Regions from separate parts of the Homo sapiens genome. Here region 1 is linked to region 2. Evidence: read pairs that join two places in POLR2A ChIA-PET (ENCODE). Cell type or tissue: Panc1. All regions are shown on one strand. Links, peaks and the distances in the headings refer to the core of each region. The heading gives the core; the rest is flanking DNA.

The links. ChIA-PET counts read pairs that join two places held together with the same protein. Peaks named below come from ENCODE experiments on the same cell type or tissue, not always from the same donor. Only the 100,000 strongest peaks of a DNase experiment are listed, where the experiment ranks them.
Region 1: POLR2A ChIA-PET joins it to region 2 with 5 read pairs; 2 of 35 experiments call an interaction of 5 or more read pairs at or near these places.

What each region holds. Positions count from the first base shown.
Region 1 is chr5:91,572,385-91,582,822 of GRCh38, forward strand. No RefSeq gene overlaps it. Among named protein-coding and RNA genes, the nearest start is that of ARRDC3, 190 kb to the left of the region's middle. In Panc1, for the core only: no CTCF peak of the experiment used is centred there; no DNase peak of the experiment used is centred there.
Region 2 is chr5:92,599,032-92,609,469 of GRCh38, forward strand. The region is part of intron 2 of LOC105379082 (a long non-coding RNA gene); the gene reads right to left. Among named protein-coding and RNA genes, the nearest start is that of LINC02058, 340 kb to the right of the region's middle. RefSeq lists an enhancer at 6,184-7,304. In Panc1, for the core only: no CTCF peak of the experiment used is centred there; no DNase peak of the experiment used is centred there; H3K27ac peaks cover 6,176 bases.

The sequences.
Region 1 (10,438 bases), core at 818-8,817, 1.0 Mb before region 2:
GTGTATTGAGAGTAGACCAGTGAGAAATCTTAGTGGAGAAGCAGTGGTATGGTGGAGACTGGCCAGCTGTTCAAACCAATTCCTCTCCTTAGTCATAGAGTTAACCTGTACTTTCCAGCCTCCCTTGCACTCAGTTGCAGCCATGTACTGGAGATTTATCCATTGCAATGTGAGCAGAAGTGACAGGTTCCATTTCCAGGTTTGGCTTATAGAACTCTGAAGCAACCTTTGAACCTTTTTCTTCTTTCACCAGCTTGGCACAGCTGGGCCCAGTGGCCTTGGAAGGCACATATTGGAAATATGGAGTCACAGAAAAAAAGACCCTTACTCTCTGAATTGCTACTTAGATGAGGGTCTTTTGGTGTTCAGAAAAAAAGTTGGACTTTAGACAAACGAAATAAATTTCTATTGTGTTTGAGGCATCATATATTTTTGGGTTTGTTACTGCAGCTAGTATTACCCTAACTAATACAAACAATTTATTGATAAGACCTTCTTAATTTTTAGTATGCTATTCCTAATCCATCAAAACTGTACATGGCCTTAAAAATACCATTATGGCTTTAAAATTTATTCTTGAAGGGCTTTATTTTACTGACACACAATTATTGTTATTAAAGATCTATTATTGGTAGGCAACAATAAAAATCAGGAAATCCTTGAGTTTACATATAAGGGGACTTTAAAATTTGGTAGAAACAGAAGTCATAGATCTTTATTTGTATTGTACACACTTATTTCTAAAAAAAGCAAACACCATGAGAAACATGATGGTACTATGTTTGGATTATATATGTTTAATTTATATTCAATGTGATGTATGAGATTTCTCTTCCTCTAGCCCTCCATCCCCCACTCCATCCTTTAATTCTTTCTATCTATAAGTGTGCCAGGCAAGCACAGGATGGCTGAGATACAGCCATTTTGAGATAAACACATTTTCTCCCTACAAAGTCTGAGTTTATCAGTAAACCTCATAATAATATATATTCATATTAATTATTATTAATAATCAGTTTATCATTAAACCCCATAACTCACTACATCTGACATATGCCACACAGGAGAACTACATCATATTAAGTGAGCATATAATAAGAAATTTCACTTGAAAATGCGGTGAGAGGGAATTAGGGAAGTCTCCTATGAGAGAGTAACACTGAAGTGAACAACTAAAGAATGAGTATGAGCTGTGAAAGCACATAAGTGAGGGAGAGGGACATAGGACTCTCAAGGGATTAGAAAGGCAGAATGATTGGAGAATGGCAATCATGCATTGGCAAGGTATAAGGAGAGGCTGCAGAAAGAAACAGGTATTGGATCAGGCCGGGACATTTTTAGATATGTTAAGGACTTGGACTTTATCTTAACAACAACAGGATACTGTGTGTGTTTTAAGAAGAATGGCATGGCCAGATTTGTATTCTAAACTTCACCTCACTCTGTCTCCAGTGAGATGAAGTTTAGAGAGAGGGGAAAATAGGGACTTGTGGAGTCTCTTTCAGAAGTGATGGCGATAGTCCAGGTGAGAGACAATGGTGACTTGAACTAGGGTGCTGGCAGTGTACATGGAGACCTGAGGACCAATTTGAAAGATGTTTAGGAGGAAGAATTCACAACAGTTGGTGATTAATTGGATTTGAGTGTGAGAAAGGAGTCAAGAATAATTTTCTGGTTTCTGACTTGGGTCATCAGGTAGATGACATGACATTTTATGAAAATAGGGAACACTGACCGAAAACCAGGAAGAAAGATGTGAATTTATTTTTGGACATGCTGAATTTGGACCTGTGAAATAGCCAGGTGGCTTGTTTAAGTATTTATGTGGTTACCTAATGTGTATTCATTAGGTAAAAATATAATTAGGCAATTGGATTAAGGGTCTGAGTCTCAGTAGATAGGTCTGGACTAGAGATAATGTTAGAAAGTAATGATTCCTTAAAAATAATTTAATCTAACTCCATTATTTTCTAGATGATAGAAATTATTCCCAAGGAACATGCATTTGTATCGTGCTTCATTGTTTGCACCACACTTTATATGGTTTCATTTATTTTCTACAGTTCATCATATAAGGAATTGTTATCTCCATATTTATAATTGAGATGACTAAGACTTGAGGTCCACATTTTTGAGGCTTCCCCCTCTCTTGAAGATAATGAGCCCTTCTGCAAAAGATTAAAGTGACTTACCGGCCGGGCATGGTGGCTCACACCTGTAATCCCAGCTCTCAGGGAGGCAAGAGGCGGGAGGATAGCTTGAGCCCAGGAGTTTGACACCTGCCTGGGCAATATAGTGAGACCCCGTTCTCCACAAAAAGGAAAAAAAAGACAAAAAAAAAAAAAAAGCGTAAAGTGACTTATCCTTTTAGTGACAGATAAAGACACTGCAAGAACAGGGACAAAGAATTGTTTGATCCTGAAGAGTCATTTCCTTTGTGGCCTGCTTGTCATGAAGACTGAATAAAATTCCTGAGTAAAACAAAGACAAAATGATGAGACTTGTTAACCTGCTTTTGAAACAAAGTAACCTCACCCCCAATTCGTGGGACATGCCTCACAGGGAGTCTAGCCCTCATAGCTACTTTTCCATTGATAACTAGAGTAAGGGCTGAAGAGAAGTACAGAAGATTCCTCCTCCAAGAGAATGGCATTATCTTCTCTGTGGTCCAAGATGAAGACATAATGGGAGAGAAGAATTTTGTCTATATAACAATAACTCTAAGTTATAGAATTAAAGGCTTAAAAAATGGAGTAATGAATGGTATGTCTTTATTTTTTAAAAAATGAATTAATTTTTTTAAGACAGAGTCTTGCTCTGTCGCCCAGCCTGGAGTGCAGTGGTGCAATCTTGGCTCACGGCAACCTCCACCTCGAGGGTTCATGAATGGTATGTCTTAGATATAAACATTAGAGGGAAAGAAATAACTCTTTAAAAAAATTATTATGTGGGTTCTTTCTTTCTGAATACCTTGAAAACTAGGAAAATCATCCTGCTGCATGAAAGCAAGAAAATGAGTTAGGGAATCCCTTGAAAATTGTTTCTGCCCAGTGATGCTAAGACTGCACAATGTTTTTTTGAGATTCACAAATGTAAACACTGTATTTGCTTACTTAAGCTTATTATCTTAAGCTATTTTAAGTGGCTTTCCATGCAAAAAAAAATTTTTGTACTGTCTGAATAATCTGGCATTTCTAAAATATTTTTAAATTTTCTTTGAACTTTAGCAACCCTATTTCACTATTTAAAACTAAAACTCATGAACTTATCCAGTCAAGAATCACTGGCCTGGCTGGATGTGGTGGCTCATGCCTGTAATCCCAGCACTTTGGGAGGCTGAGGCAGGCAGATCACTTGAGGCCAGGAGTCTGAGACAAGCCTGGCCAACATGGTGAAACCCTGTCTCTACCAAAAATACAACAATTATCCGGGTGTGGTGGCACATGCCTGTAATTCCAGCTACTCAGGAGGCTGAGGCAGGAGAATCACTTCAACTCAGGAGGTGGAGTTTGCAGTGAGCTGGGATCGCACCACTGCACTCCAGCCTGTGCGGTAGAGTGAGGCTCCATCTCAAAAAAAAAAAAAAGTATCATTGACCTAAGAGTGTAAACTAGGATCCATTTTGCATAATACTAGCACTGAGATTTGCAGTCTTAAAGAATCATACTGTTTTCCATAGAGGTTGTACTAATTTACATTTCTACCAACAGTGTATAAGTGTTCCCTTTTCACCACATCTGTGCCATCTATTGTTTTTTGACATTTTAATAATGGCTGTTTTCCAACTCCATTAAAAATAGGCAAAGGATATGAACACTATTCAAAAGAAGACATACATGTGGCCATTCATTTAAAAAAAAGCTTAGTATCACTGATCATTAGAAAAATGTAAATAAAAACCACAGTGAGATAACATCTCATGCCAGTTAGAATGGCTATTATTAAAAAGTCAAAAAATAATAGATGCTGGTGAAGTTGCAGAGAGAAAGGAATGCTTATCCACTGTTGGTGGAAGTGTAAATTAGTTCAACCATTGTGGAAGACAGTGTGGCAATTCCTCAGAGACCTAAAAACAGAAATACCATTTGACCACCCAGCAATCCCTTACTGGGCATATACCTCAAGGGATATAAATCCTTCTATTATGAAGACACTTGCATGTGTATGTTCTTTGCAGCACTATTCACAATAGCAAAGACATGGAATTGACCTAAATGCCCATCAGTGATAAACTGAATAAAGAAAGTATGGTACATATACACCATGAAATACTATGTCACCATAAAAAAGAGTGAGAACATGTCCTTTGCAGGAAAATGGATGGAGCTGTAGGCCGTTATCGTCAGCAAACTAACACAGGAACAGAAAAGCAAATACTGCATATTTTCACTTATAAGTGGGAGCTAAATGATGAGAACACCTGGGCACATAGAGGGGAACAACACACACTGGGGCCTATCAAATGGTGGAGGTTGGGAGGAGGAAGAGGATCAGAAATGGGTACTAGGCTTAATACCTGGGTGATGAGATAGTCTGCACAACAACTCCGCAGACACAAGTTCACCTATATAACAAACCTGCACATGTATCCCTGAAGTCAAAATAAAAGTAAAAAAAAAATGGCCATTTCGCTGGGGTAAGGTGGTATCTCATTGTGACCTTAATATGCATTTTCCTGATGATTAGTGATATTAAGCATTTTTTTTCATATCTTTGATGGCCATTTGTATAGTTTCTTTTGAAAAATATCTCTTCATGTCGTTTGCCCACTTTTTAATGGGGTTATTCATTTTTTTATTGCTGATTTGTTTGAATTCCTTGTAGACTCTGAGTATTAGTCCTTTATTGTATATAGAGTTTGTGACTATTTTCTCCCATTCTATAGGGTTGTCGATGTACTCTATTGATTATTTCTTTTGTGCAGAAGTTTTTTAGTTTAATTAAATCCCATTTATTTATTTTTGTTTTTGTTGCAATTGCTTTTGGGGTCTTCCAGCAATCATACTACTGGGTATCTAACCAAAGAAAAAGAAGTAATTATATCAAAAATATACCTGCGCTCATACATTTATCACAGCACAATTCATAATTGTAAATATATGGAATCAACCTAGGTGCCCATCAACTGATGAGTGGATAAATAAAATGTGGTATATAAATATTATGATATACTACTCAGTCATAAAAAATAATGAAAGAATGTCTTTCACAGCAACTGGAATGGAACTGGAGGCCATTATCCCAAGTGAAACAACTTAGGAACAAAAAAAGAAATACTGCTGTTCTCACTTATAAGTGGGAGCTAAGCTATGAGTAGTACACAGGGAAATACAGTATAATAGACATTGGAAACTCAGACAGGGAGAGAGAGGGAGGAGGATGAAGGATGGAAAATTACCTATTGGGTACAAGGTACACTATTCAGGTGGTGATGGGTACACTAAAAGCTCAGACTTCACCACTGTATAATACATCCATTCAACCAAAAGTCATTTGTACCCCTAAAGCTATTGAAATAAAAATAAGTAAATAGATAAATAGACAAATAAATAAATGAAGTATCTGGGAATAAAAAGAACCATATGTGGGTTCTGTCACATTGAAGAGTCTCCCTCAGAAACAAATTGACATGTCTTGAAAAAGAAACAGATTAAGGACATCTTTAAAAAGCTCATACCATTCGGCAAGTACTAGTTTGTTTGAAGAGGCAGCAATGAGCTTCTGAAATTCACTCATACTTAATATGACGATGGTGTCATCAGAGAGATATTTGTACAAGATCTTGCTGAGAGAGAGTCTTTACTGGAGGCTACTAGAGTCTCCTCCAGCCTGATTATATGTGTTAAATCTAATTGTGATTTAACGCTTCTAATGTTAGCCACAAGCGAATGACCATGACATTTCAGCAAGTTCTTACATCTTTTGAATTATCAAGGGATATTTGAAATACAATTTCTCTTGCCACTTTTCTTTTTAGGAGAAAGACAATACATCCTATAGCAATGAGCCCCAGATAAGTTTCATCACTGTTAGGTTCATTGCATGTTTCTCTACTGTTTTTTCATCCTAATTTTACTAGAAAGCATGGTCCTTAAATAGTAAAACTGTCATTATATTACATGTAGGTTTAAGACAACCATCACAATTAACTTGGTTCTATTCGATTTCAAGCACTTAATGACTGCATAATGAAAGGCAGAAGACATTTTAGAAAAAATTAAAAACACACCACAAACAGATATTGTAAAATTTTGTTTTTGTTTTTTTAAATTGACACATAAAATTGTAGGTATTTATCATATACATGAAGTTTTGAAGTATATATATGTTGTGGAATTAATAAATCTGTCTAATTTTTTGTGATACTAAAATTTTTAAGACTATGGAATGATTCTCTTAAGAAATACATGTGCTAAGATACTGAATTTGGAAAAAAATTATTACTGGATTTTGCAGGTTGTTAAAACTATTAAAAGTACAACTAATCAGTTTTGGGTCTGAAGTATCTCTATAATTGTTATGATGCCATAAAAAGAACAGCCTCTCTAACAAAAAGTCTTTGGTAAAAATTATCTTAGAATTAAGAAAGTGAATAGAAGCATTAAGTTTTTAGTGTAGAATCTAAAGCTTTGATAGGCAAAATTATTAGTAGAGGAGCTTATACAAGGTAGAGATTTGGACTTAATCTCCTTCCTCCTCCCAGAGTTTTAGATTCTCTAGGCCTAGGCTGGGACCTGGGTCCCTGCCTTTTTAAAAGTGAAGCATTCCCAGATAATTATGATGCAGGTGGTCATGGGACAGCTCTATTATGTATTAAAAGTTAATTTCCTGGCAATTTGGATAAATCTTATTATCATAATATTGACCAAAAGAATCCAGACCCCAAAGAGTATATAGCATATAATGCCTTTCTAAGTTAAAAAAAATGAACAGAGTTGATCTGCATTCTGTCAAAAGTCAGAGATTACCATTGGTAAGGAACTGTGATTATAAAGGTCACAGAAAAAGGATATGGTTTAGCTTTGTCAAGGGATTTTATAATACAAACATCTTAAACGTTAGGATTTTATCATTTCATTTGTCTCAAAGAACCTCTTTTACAATTGAAATTTAAAATTAAAACAATGAAATAAGGTTAAACCAAAGAATTTAGCAATTATCACAGATTTGAGAAATCATTTTATAATCCAGATCAATAAATTACAGCACATAATTGAGAACTTGCAATAAAACTTGACACTAACAAAACAATTCTCGTATTTGAAGTTCACATAAAAAATACTTTTTTATTTGTAGATATAAAGTCTGACTTGACAAAGAAGAAAATTAATACATTTTAGCTCTCTCTATAAGGGAGCTTTCAGGGGCTGTAGAACAGTTGTAGAACACTTTTTGGAGGCTTTGGAAAAACTCAATTTTTAAAACTTTCTTAAATCTGCATATAATTCAATAATTTTGTTGATTTTATATTCTCTTTCCTGAGTTCTAATGAGGAAAAATGAACTGCTCAAGATTTTGGGATCTCTGATTGGTCTACATGTACAGAACTAAGAGAGTTTTAAAGAATGTATCATTTGCCCAATCTGGATGGAGTCATCCATTTACATACTGGTATAATAATCAGGATTTAGGAGTTTTCATCTTTAAATGCATTTAGGGGACTGACAAATAACTTAATTGAGCCACAAAGATAGGTTTAAGAAAATAGAGTGACAAGTATCTGTCATCCTGAAATGCACATACTCTATTTAAATTTATTTTAAGGCATCATGAAAGCCAAATATAATGTAGATTGGGCTAATGATGTTCTATTTGTTTTTTTAAATAGGCCGATGTGGTATTTTTCACTGGGTGCTATTGACATTGGGTGGGCAATTCTTTCTTGTAAAGGACTGTCCTGCACATTGCCAAATAATTTTCATTTTTCCTCACTCCCAACCCTCACTGACGCCCCAGTCACTAGTTGTGTATAGCACATTCCCTCTACATTTTAGGATGCCTTCTAGGGAGACAGTTCCACCCTGATTTATGGGGTCAATATTAGGATTAGGGAATAGCATTATTTTTTAGTAATGTGTGTTGTTTCACCTGAACTGAACTCAAAATGTTGAATGATAATTGACTTTTGCTTCTGCTATTGAGGTCTGTGACACCTTGGTGACACTTCGGCTCATCTTTCAATATGGAGACTACTTCTAAAATGGACAAAGTTCTTTAGAAGTTAAAGTTTATTACTCTAGCCAAATATTAATTAGGTTTATATATTTCTTATGTATATGAAAATGGTTCAACAATTTCATTAAATGTTGATGGGTTTTCCACTCAATTAGGCACTCAAAAAACATATTGATTAATTTTTTAAAAAGCGCATGAATTAAAGAATTGCTGAAGGCACAGGAAGTGAACTAAGTCTGTGACCTTTCTGACACAGGCTTTACCTCGTCAATAAAGTTACACTTTATGATGCAATATAAATAATAGATAACAATGGGTGATGAACCCAGAGGGAGAAAATGGCAGGAGGTGAAGCATTCTAAGCTTGGCTGTGCATTATCTTCAACACATTTGTTGCATTGTGGTTTCATGAGGACTAGACTTCCAGAGTGTTGCTTGCTAATGGATACTAACTAGAAGGTGAGAAATCTCTCTGTCACTTGCTGTGGTCAGAGAGAGAAAAAATCATTGTGGAATGGTTAGACACTCATCCAATAGTCAACTGACTGCCTAATGCAGAATTTATCAGAAGGAGCTCAATCTTCCCCACTGGATAGAACTTGGTTTTTCGCATGCATTGACATTATTCCTAAGTCAAAAAGTAGGTGGCCGGAGGAGGTATCCAGGGGATGAGAAAAGAGTATGGACTTTGGATTCAGCAAAAACCTAGATTTAAATGCCAGTTTTGTAATATATTTACTTTGGGAAAGATAATATGTCCTAACCAGTTTTCTTATATATAAAATATGGACAATAATATCTCTCAATTATAGGCTTCTTATCCTATAAGAATGGATGGAGGTTATGTCTGCGGAATGCTCAGTTTCTTCCAGCCTTTCTTCTCTTCTTTGCCTTCTTTCCTCCCCTTTCCTTCCTTGCCCTTTGATTTCTTTTCCTCTTTTCTTCCAAATACTATGTGTTAAATGCGACTATAATGCATTGTTATATTTCCATACAAATAACAAAGATAATAATGAAACTAGCAATAATTTTTCACACTAGTCTATATATCTTTTAGCAATACTAAAATAAATGCACAGCAGTGTGGTTGATTTTGTAGTCACTCAGTGTGCTCAGTTCGCAGGTTTATCTACTAGATTGGCATCATTTCTGAGCATCAGTTTTTTCATGTCGTTGTATATGTTGTTATAATCAGTTTCTCTCTTGAAAAGCCTCTGTAGCAACCATAGCAGTGTGTGCAGGGAAATGTATAATAATTATTAAAAAATAGTAATTTAATTTAATAGATTGAATACAAAAAGAAGTAGAGAAGAAACAAAACTTCTTTTTTTGAGCCTGCTATTCAGATGTTCTGTAGGAAAAAATTCTATTGCTTGTGTTTTTGCAAGGGGTCCGTCAGCTATCTTACAATTCTAGTTCATGATATGTTATTACCTTTCTCTTTTTACCACTAGTTTTTGGAGTTTGGAGTTTAGCTTTGATTCCTTTAGATCATATTAAATCTTGTCAGGCCTATGTTGTACTTTCTAAGGTACAGGATTAGTGTCAAATTGCCAGAATATCTAAAAGGGAATGAAATTCCTGTAAAAGAAATTTTAAAGCTGCATATTTCTATAAAGCACATGATAAAAATATACAAGGATGTGCATATTTTATATACGTGTTTTATACTATATAATGAAAAATCAACTTATTCCCTATTAATAATATTATTTTACAAACTTATTAAGAACAAGCCAATGGTGTTGAAAAATTTGTGTCAGATGGAAAGTACATAGTAAAGGGACAAGATGCTAGTAAATTACTGATTTATGAATATCAGTGTGTATCATGAAGCCCTTGTCTTTCATAATGAAAATCTTACTGAAAATAAGAAAAAAAGCAGATAATTTAAATGTGTTTCATATCATAATAATGTTTAAATATTCTGGATGCTAAGTTTATTTCGTTTTAAATAGACATCATGTTTGACATGAAAAATATTAATCTATTTTTTATTCTATAAATGCAGATAGATATTTCACATGTTGAAGTTTGATATATATGTATTTTTTGCCTTAAATTGTACTATGCCCTCTGTCCCTGCTGCCTCCGTGTCTGTTCATTTAGGATTGGCAGGTATAGCATTATGCAGTACTACATTTTAACCTGGGTGCGTATATTAATAGTAGTACTTTCTGAAATTATATGCCTGCAGGACAAGACCCCAGTTGGCCTTGGTGACCCTGTTCTTCCCCACCTTTCTTGGTTTTAATTCTCAAGA
Region 2 (10,438 bases), core at 720-8,719:
TAATTAATAAAGCCAAAACCACTTCTTAGAAAAAGAGAATAAAACACAAAAACCTCTGTAATGAAGGGAATAAATATAGGTAAAAATAATTTTCAGAGTGAAACAGGAAATATAATTGCAGGTTCAGTAGAGATTAATAGCATAGAAGAATATCATAAAAATATTTGTCATTAAATTTGGTGAAATAGACACATTCTTAGAAAATTAGACATTATTACATTTGAATCCAAAGAGAACTAGAAATTTTAGCTACTATATAAACAGAATAAGTAGGTTAAAATCTCCCCATTCAGGAGAAATGTGTTTTCAGGAAAAATCTCTCAGTAAGAAGAAGGAACAGGGAAAGGAAAGGGGAAGTGAAGCAAGTTATGGTCTTGGGTAAAGTCTAACAATGGCTTCAACAGCAAGAGGAGCCCAGTATAATGACACAGCAAGCTTATGGGTCCTGAAGTAGAAAGGCCAGGCTTTTCTACCCTAGTATTTATTGGCTTTCCCTGGGTAGAGAGTTTAATTTCCCAGCCATCTCCAGTGAGCTGGCTATGGTGAGGCAAAGGCAAGTCTCCAGGGACCACAGGTGAAAGTGATTAGCTCCAGCACTCCAGTAGTGGGTGGGGAGCCAGCCAGGAAAGGGCATGTGAGCAGAGCACCAAAAATATGTTGAGAGACATTCTGCATTCCCCTTAAGCCTTCCCAAAGCTCATGGACGAAGATCTGGAGCAATATATCACCTGTGTGCTAGAGAAGATCCCCTGATTTTAAGAGTATTATCAGAATATTTGAGGTAAATGTATCTCTAGAGGGAATCAAAACAAATCTGATGCTTCTATTAATTACGGATAGACATACACCAGAAAATCATCTTATTGGTGACTTCTTCAAATGCAGGCAGAAGGACCTCCATGAACCAAAAGTACTTTGTGTGTGACTCTAGCTGATTCCTTTCCTCCTATAACCTGAACTTCACTGTCACATGAGTAACATGGGAACATGTCACATGGCAAAATGGGACTCCTTTATTTCAAGTGAGACCATGAAGTTTCACAACAAAAGAATTGGTGTCATCTCGTCTGCATGCCAGGCCTGTAAAGAAGAGCTCCCTAAATGTGATGAGGGGACCCTTCATGCAACACCTTTGTAAGCAAATAATAAAATGTTGAAATCAAACAGCACCAGGAAGAGAAACATTTTTCCAAAACAAAATCTGAGAATGTTGTAAAAGTTTCCCATCCTCCTCTCTTCTAAATAGTAATCCAAGCCCTTCCCATGAGAAATTTGTAGAGGCTGCATTTTTCTAAATTAAAGACCACAGAGAAGGCTTTAAGGGGGTTACTCAGATAACTGGTGTTGTGAGCACTAGAATTAGGGATATGGTAGTCTAGTCTCTGACTCTCATTTAGGAAATCAAAACAAAAAAGGCAACATGGCTCTTAGCTGACATATGGTGAGATTCACCGGAAGCAAACTGTCCTAGTGTCACATGGCAGAGAAAATGCATGTGGTTCAAGAGCCTTGAAAGTTGACTACAAGCGAAAGCTGCTACGGGTTGGATATTTATTTCCTCCAAATCTCATATTGAAACTTCCAATGTTGGAAGTGGGAGCTAGTGAGAGGTGTTTTGGTTACAGGGGTTGGGCAGATCCCCCATGAAGGACTTGGTTCCCTCCCCATGGTAATAAGGCACTTCTTGCTCTTTTCCTTCACATGCAAATCAGTTGTTTTTTTTAAAAAAGCCTGGCTCCTCCCCCATCTCTCTTGCTCCTGCTCTTGCCATGTGATGCCTTGTCTTCCCCTCTGCCTTCTGCCATGAGTGTAAGCTTCCTGAGGCCCTCACCAGGAACAGATGCCAGCACTATGCTTCACGTGAAGCCTGCAGAACTATGAGCCAATATAAAAGCTCTTTTCATTATAAATTACCGAACCTCAGGTATTCCTTTACAACAACACAAGAATGAACTAACACAAAAGCCTAGAGCCATCTGAGATAGGACTCTGCTCAAGACAGCCATGTAAAGGGGAAATGGCCTTGACAAAAATGGTCTGGATAGAAAGCACATAGGACCTGAGTGCCAGTGTCCTAAGAGAGTAAATCACCCCATTTCCCTTTACCATGGTGTTGCAGTGGGAAGTTCCAATAACTTTGTTTTTTGTTTGTTTGTTTGCTTTTTGAGATGGAGTCTCGCTCTGTCGCCCAGGCTAGAGTACAGTGGCACGATCTCGGCTCACTGCAAGCTTCGCCTCCCGGGTTCACGCCATTCTCCTGCCTCAGCCTCCCACGTAGCTGGGAAGACAGGCGCCCGCCACCACGCCCGGCTATTTTTTTGTATTTTTTAGTAGAGACGGGGTTTCACCGTGTTAGCCAGGATGGTCTCGATCTCCTGACCTCGTGATCCGCCCGCCTCGACCTCCCAAAGTGCTGGGATTACAGGCATGAGCCACCACGCCCGGCCAACTTTGTTTTTTAACCTACAAAAGTAGCCCAAAATATCAAAGCCAGTTTTAAACATCTCCCTAGCCTCGTACACAGTTGTGGTCTCTAATAAGACCCTTTCCCCTAAATCACTCTCTCCACCTTTCGGAAGGGATCAGAAATCAGGCAACCGAACGGGGAGAGTAGGAGTTGGAGCTAGGAAAGTCAGAATGTCTGACTATACCCTCCTTCTCCTAGGAGAGTATAATCAGAGTAAAATCCTCTAGGCTTCCTCAGCTAAAGAGATAATTAGGTAAGAAGGAAGAAATTTTACATTGCACATATAAGAAATTATGCAATTATGCCACGAGGTAGAAGTTTTAATTTTTAAAATAATGCTATTCTTGAGATGAAAAAAATCACATGAACTAGAAAAAAAAAAAAGGCCAGATTAGAGAATCTGATCAAGATTTCATCTATGCAGTAAGGAAGAAATATTCTGCAGAGTAACTTTAAAGGGTTGTTAACATAGAATTGTTTTTTTTTTTTTTTACTACTTGTACTTTAATAATTTCAGCTTGTTTAATAAAACAGTTATTGTTATGAATTGAATTGCATCCCCCCCAAATTCACAGGATGGAGTATTAATCTTCAGTACCTCTGAGTATAGGACCTTATTTGGAAATAAATTTGCTGCAAATGTGATCAGTTAAGATGAGGTCATACTGAAGTGGAGTGAGCCTCAATTCCAATAGGGCTGTTGTCCTACAAAAAAGGGGAAATTTGGATCTAGGCATGTTTACAAAGAGAAGTCCATGTGAAAATAAAGACGGCCTTCTACAAGCCAAGGGGAGAGGCCTGGAACAGATTCTTCCCTTATAGCTCTCAGAAGGAATCAGTTTTAGTCTGCTCTGGCTGCTATAACAAAATACCATATAGAAATGCAATCCTCACAGTTTTGGAGAAGTTCAAGATCAGGGTTCCAGTATGATTAGGTTTTGGCGAGTGCCCTCTTCCTGTCTTACAGACAGGCACCTTTTCACTGTGTCCTACTATGGTGGAGAGAGAGCAAGCTCTGTCTGGTCTCTGACATTTCTCATAAAGACACCAATTCTACCATGGGGGTTTCACCCTTGCAATCTCATCTAAACCTAATTACCTCCCAAAGTCCCACCTCCAATACCATCACATGAGGGGTTATGGCTTCAACTTACGCCTTTTGGGTGGATACAATTTTTCAGTCCATAGCAGAACCAACCCTGCCAACACCCTGATTTCAGACTTCTAACCTTCAGAATTGTACGACAATAACTTTCTGTTATTTAAGACACCTAGTGTATTATGGCAGCACTAGCAAACTAATAGAGTTATTTGTACACAGATGTAGTTGCTTTTTTAAATTATTAAGTAATCTATTATAGTCATTTTCTTTTTCAAACATTAAAACTTTTCACTCAGTAATTTTCAACCTTTTTCTCAACATTGAAAGGCTGTGTATTACTTAACCTTTAGGAGCTTCACGTTTTCTCTAAAAGTAAATTCAGATTGTTTCACTTCCATGCTTAAAATCCTCTAGTGGCTTCCAATTGCAGCCTAACATCAATATAAGATTTCAAGGCCTTAGCATAATCCATAAATACTTTATGATCTGGATATTGCCTATATCTCTAAACTCAAATCCTTTTTCTTGCCTCTTTTTCTTTTCCCTTCAGTGATACTGCCCAGACAATCCAAGTTCATTCTGTTCTCCAGACCTTGGCACATGACTTTCTCTTATAGTTTGGCACCAACTGCCATAGTGAATGAAATATCAACTCCTATCATTGGTAACTACTTCACTATCCTGCTTTATCTTTTTCTTTGCATTTATTTGTGCCTGATATAATCTTATTTATTAATATGCTTATTGTCTCTTCTCTTTCTCTCAGACTTTAATCCTCAGGAGAGGGACTCAGTCATTTTATTTATTCCTGCATCCCATTTATCCCTAAGCACTTGTATTCACAGCACAAAATCCATAGCTCTTGAATTATATATAAAATTTAACAACTGAATATTTATTATGTAAACTTCTCTGTGTTAAATGCTTTCTAAGCCATGGCTACTTGGACCACAATCCTGAAATAGTTGAGAAAACAAAGATAATATTGATACAGTACATATGGTATCAAATAAATTAACATAAAATATTGTGCATACATAAAAATTTAAAAGATAGCAAAGTTTAGATTAGTAAAAATAGTTGGAGTATCTATCTTTTGCTGATCTTTTAAGTGTTTTTAAAATTAATTATCCATACCCTCATCTATTCCAAAAATCACTAATTTTGAAGAAATGCTTTTGACTGTAGTTAAATTTAAGATCTATTTACCAACTGTATTAGTCAGTTCTCACACTGCTATAAAGAACTACCTGAGACTGGATAATTTATGAAGAAAAAAGGTTTAATTGACTCACAGTTCTGCAGGCTTAACAGGAAGCATGACTGAGAGGCCTCCGGAAACTTACAATCATGAAGGTGTAAAGGAACCAAGCACGTATTATCATGATGGAACAGGAGAAAGAGCGAGCCAAGGGGAAAGTGCCACACACTTTTGAACCATCAGATCTTGTGAGAACTCACTCACTATAACAAAAACGGCAAGGGGGAAATTGGCCCCCATGCTTCAGTCACCTCCCACTAGGCCCCTCCTCCAATTCCACATAAGATTTGGGTGGGGACACAAATCCAAACCATATCACCAACATAGACAAATAATTAGAATGCAATAAGCTTGTTGTATTAATGAAAGTATGTGCAAAATACGTGGTATAGGAGAAAAAGAAGCACAGAGTTTTTAAATCATAAACCACCAAGAACACATTAGTTCTGCTAAGATTAAATGCAGTGCCAGAGGAAGGAGAGCTTCTACAAAGAATTGCATCCCACATCTGAGTGGTCTCAAGGTCTCTCTAAACAGTCTCTAGTACTTTTCCTGGCACTCCAATGACCTCATGCCTTTTCAAGCATATCACTATACAGGCAAACATTTCCCTTACTATCTGCAGGGGAAAGTTACTGGGCATCTCAGATTATCCCTCATAAGCAGGAATTCTCAAACAGGATCCAAAGCCTGGACTGGAAATTCCTGAAAACCAAGCTCTTGGGCTATGGTTCTGAATTGAATGGCATGCCCAAATTCTCCCTGTTGCAGTTTGTTTCTCCAAATTAAAGTCATTATAAACTGCCAGGCGCCTCCAGTTAGGCACATGGTGACTTGGAAAATGGTGTGTACCGTATCTGTACTGATGTTCATGAATATTTGGGGAAAAAAAGCAGGAAACAGTAAAGGAATCCATCCTAAGATCAGGCTAAATGTCCAACTGTACATTGCCAGTCTCAAGGTAGCATTTTGGCATGAAACTCAATTTTCTCTTAGAATAATTTGCATTGGGATTATGGGCTAAATGTTCTCAAAGTGTCTAAGCTATAATTCTTTATGAGACTGCACTTTGGCATTTAACTACAGCATATGCAAGCCTAACTTACAGGCTCAGTCTTTACATTTATCCAAATTCTCTACATGATGGCAGCCAACTTTTAATGAAAAGCATTGCTTTATGACGTGATTTACTTGCTCTCTCTGTTTTTTATTCCTAGCAGGATTTTGCTTTACATTAAATATGAACTAAACTTTGCTAAAACTTCTGCTGTCGATTAAAATCTTCTTTGTAAACCTTCAAATTTCCAAAACCCCCAACCCTATGCAAAGAATAAAATGATTATAAATCTCACTTGTTTGATGCTTAAAACTGTTTAGACTATACAGAATTACCTCCTGTTCATATGAAACATATATTTCAAAGTGCATTCATTTTGTGCCCCTTGTAGTGAATCACATAATCTGAAACAAAGCATGGAGAAACAAAACAAAGAAAAAAAGCAAAGCAAAGAAAAAGAGAAATGCTAAAAAGGAAAAAATAATAATTAGATGAAACGAGTGGAGGAATAGAGAAAAGTAAGCCTGGTAGAAAATGCAAAAGCTGCATTATCTGTATATAATGTGGCTATAATACTACATTGGTCAGCAACTGTAATGTAAAAGGTAATGTGTAGGAGTTTTTATATGCTTTTCAGAACTATAAAGGGAGTGTGAGTGGATTTTAAACATTTTGATTAGCACCACAAAGATTTTAATGCTTTATTTAAACAGTTTGCTATAGGGCAAACACATTTGGTAGACAAGTAAAATGAAAGCATGGGCATCCGTTTCTCTGTTTTCTATTAAGTAATGTTGCGAAGTAAGCAGAAGTTGGATTCAGATATCAGATAATTATCTCCACACTGTGTGTCACAGTAAATAATTTTAATTGGTTTAACTTCAGGGACCATTACTGGCCTAATTAGAAACATGAAAAGGCTACAAGTATTAGGAAATATCCTGAAGGAATGAGAACATTAGCAATTCTGTCAAGCCATTTTTAAAATAAGTACACAGTAGCAGCCACATTTCAGTGAAAGGCAGGGGACTTGAAAGGTGCTTTTAGGAAAACAGTGCTTGTGAGCCTGTAATAAGAGAACTGTAATAGGAACCATAGAAATTGGGTAACAGGCTGACATGTATGCTACTTCTGCATTAAAAATATACTAATCTTGTTTTGATTGCTGTTTTTAAAAGATGCAGATTAATTTTTTCAAAGGATAAAACAATAATTGAGATTGGATAAATCCTGATCAAGAATATGTTGACTTATTGAAGGGGAAAGGGATCTTTGAGTAAAATAGCTTCAGCTAAACACCTTCAGCATGCAGAGATGTGCTGAGTGAAGGACTACACTGCGTGTTTATTTTTATTTCTTCGCCTTGGTTTTCCAACATACATGAGAAACAAATAGCTATTATTCTTTGAAGCATGCATATACACTATACATACTGCATTGTATGTCGTAGTTCATATTTGGAAAACAGCTATATTCTGAATATAGAAAAGTGAGGTACTGTGAACATTATTAAGTCAGAGATTAAGCCAGAAATCTATTCCCTCAGTATTTTCAAACATGAAGAGCCCTAGTTCAGAGGGCAAAATGTTTACATCATATAAGATACCTGCAATGCCATAAAATGTTTAAATGAACACATAATATCAACAGCTTCTAATAAGTAGTTGTGGAGTAAAATTTTGTTCTTTCTAATGTAATTTTTTTATAATAGATTTCTATTTTCTAAAACGGTTAATGGTGAAATTTGACTTTTTTTTGAGATATGGAGACTTTAAATGAACCATCCAGACTTAAAATTACAAAAATAAACCATATTTTTAGCCATTTTAATGTATTTATTTTAAAAGCAAAGGTCCGAGAAACGAAATAGGAAAAGGAAGGCATAGTAAACTATGGATCATTTTGAAGAACGCACCCATTACTAGAGAAGGGTAAATTGTGTAATTTTATAACCTATTGATATTTGGATACACTGTCAAATATTACATATTATAAATATAACTGAGCATTTAAAAGGTTAAGAAAATTATTAACTCCACCAAAATTTGTCAAACAAAAAATGTCTGCCTATGAAACAACTCACATCACAGACTCTCTTTACTCTTATACTCATAGATGATACCTCACAGACACATGCTTATTCACACATGCACAAAACCCATTGCTACAGTCTGTGCTTTTACACTGAATGTCTTAAAATAATACTGCCAGTTATCATAATTATTAACATTTGTACGTTTTTAAATTCTGGCAAATTCTTATTCGACTGGTGCATATGCAATAATTTAAACTCAAATCTTCTTAACAAGTTTGTAACATATGATCTCTGCCCTCATGGAAGGACATATAATGTGTTCTCACAAAGAAAATGGGAATAATTCCTAAGGAATAATTTTTAGCTACAGAACACATTAATTGTTTGCAGATTTGTTAAGGGAAACACACACATACACATACACGATTGTGGATCATTATAAAATAATACAACTGCCTGCCCACCAAACACATGTTCCATATTTCAAATATCTTCCAAATGTAGAAGAGGGAGGGAGGATGAGGGGGAGAATAAAAATGTGGTTGCTTATACAAATATACATGCTCATATACGTACACAAACATACATACATATGTTCATATATTTCAGCTTTGCCCATATGTTCCGAAAATAGCAGCCTGGAAAATTGGTACCCAACACATCCCACTCTCAGAGTACAGATACAAATGAAGACAAATTTTCCTAGTACCTAAGTTAGTCAAGTAGAGAAAGTACTTCAGGACACTACACTCTTTTAGGCCATTGAATGTTGCAAAGCAACAAACAAATCTACTTCTCAAAATACCAGCTTTATCCCTCAAAGAAGTTGGAGAATATTTCCCTTATCTCTTCTTCCGCAAAATAAACAATATTCCCCTACATCAGTGATCCAGGTAAATGAGCAGGGGAGGAGATGGTTATATGGACCTTATTTTTAGAAGTTTTTCTCTAAAACGTAGAGGGTTTTTTGGGGCGAAGAAAACAATGATTCCATCATATTTTGTACCCTATTTTCTGATCATTTATTTTATATGTATAGTGACTAATGGTTTTTATTATTGAAATGTTAGCTTGGTTTGGAATGCAGTCTCAAACTCAGAAAATCTAAATCTTGTAGTGGGGTAAGCATGGCTTTTTAGCTCTGCAGACCCGGTTTAGATGCCTAGGTTCATCTCTCATTGCTTATGTAGCACCTGAACATAAATGTTTTAATCTGTAAAATGGGGATGGTCATTCAGTTGCAGGAAACAAATAAAATAGTGTATATAAGGCACCTGGCTTATAGCAGACAAAACAAAAGTTTCCTATTAATAATGTTATGTTGTGCTGTCTTTTAAGGATCTCTTTGTATAATTTAGACAAAATCTATAAATAAGTAAAAAGCCTCTTGTTCATACATCACAGGTCAAGCCACTTTAGATTTTTTATGCTTTCTGGTCATCAGGCTTCTTGATAAATACATCAACTCTGTTATAGGGGCTTCACAACAATTCCTTTTCTTTTGTCATTGCCCCTTTCTCCTAAACCTCAGGATGTCCTGCAATCATGTTTATACAGTGTGATCCTCACTTTCCATCTCCATCCCTCACTCCATTCGCTGTTTGTACCCTCCTAATTACACATCCAAGGATGGTAGTAGAACCAATATTGGCAAGTCTGAGTCCCTCTCCCAAACCTCCAACACCTTAACGGTTATTTACCCCTTGTGTGGGGCTATCACTTATGACAAAATATAGTCTAATTCAGAGAGAAAAAGAAAACAGCCACCAGTTACTTTCCAAATCTGTTACTGACTATAATTGTCACTATGTAAAACTGGACAAGGAGAAAAAGCCAGTCTGCAAAAGGAGAGAAGTAATTGGCCAGGGAGGTGCAAAAATAAAAGATGGAGAGAGTACTGGCTTGGGTTCCCTTAAGCCTTCCTAGTCAACTGTATACCTGTATTTGTCTTCTTACCGTAAGCTCCAATCTTTCACTCCCTTTTGCTGCCGTTGTTTGGTTCTTGAAAAAAAAAAAAGAATTTCTGTTCTGTAACTCTATATTAAACTATAGCATGAGTATTAATAAAATAATTCTAAAAGATGAAAATAATTGAAAAAGTAACTTAGCAGTAGAAGTAATTTCTACTACTTTTAAAAAGAGTTTGTTTTATAATTCACAGCCAAGATAGTGAAATACAATTCTTAGGTTAAAACAATAATTGCTTTATAATGTAATCTAAAGTTATCCATTTACTCTTTCCCATCCCTTGAGATCTGAAAAGTCAGGAATGTTGGCAGCCCTGCAGGTTAAAACTGATAATATTCTGTTATACCTTTAGGGCAGAGCATAGTAGTAGCAAAGTTCTCTGCATGAGGCAATGAAGGCTTTCAATGAAAGATTGTGCTTAGATAATGTATTGATGTGGGAGCCTACAAGCTATTTTCTACTTCTACCATTTTCTGGTACAAAAAGAAAGGCAGGAAGTCATTGGGGTTATTAGATTCTTGGAAGCCTCCTTCTGGTGAGTTCTTTTA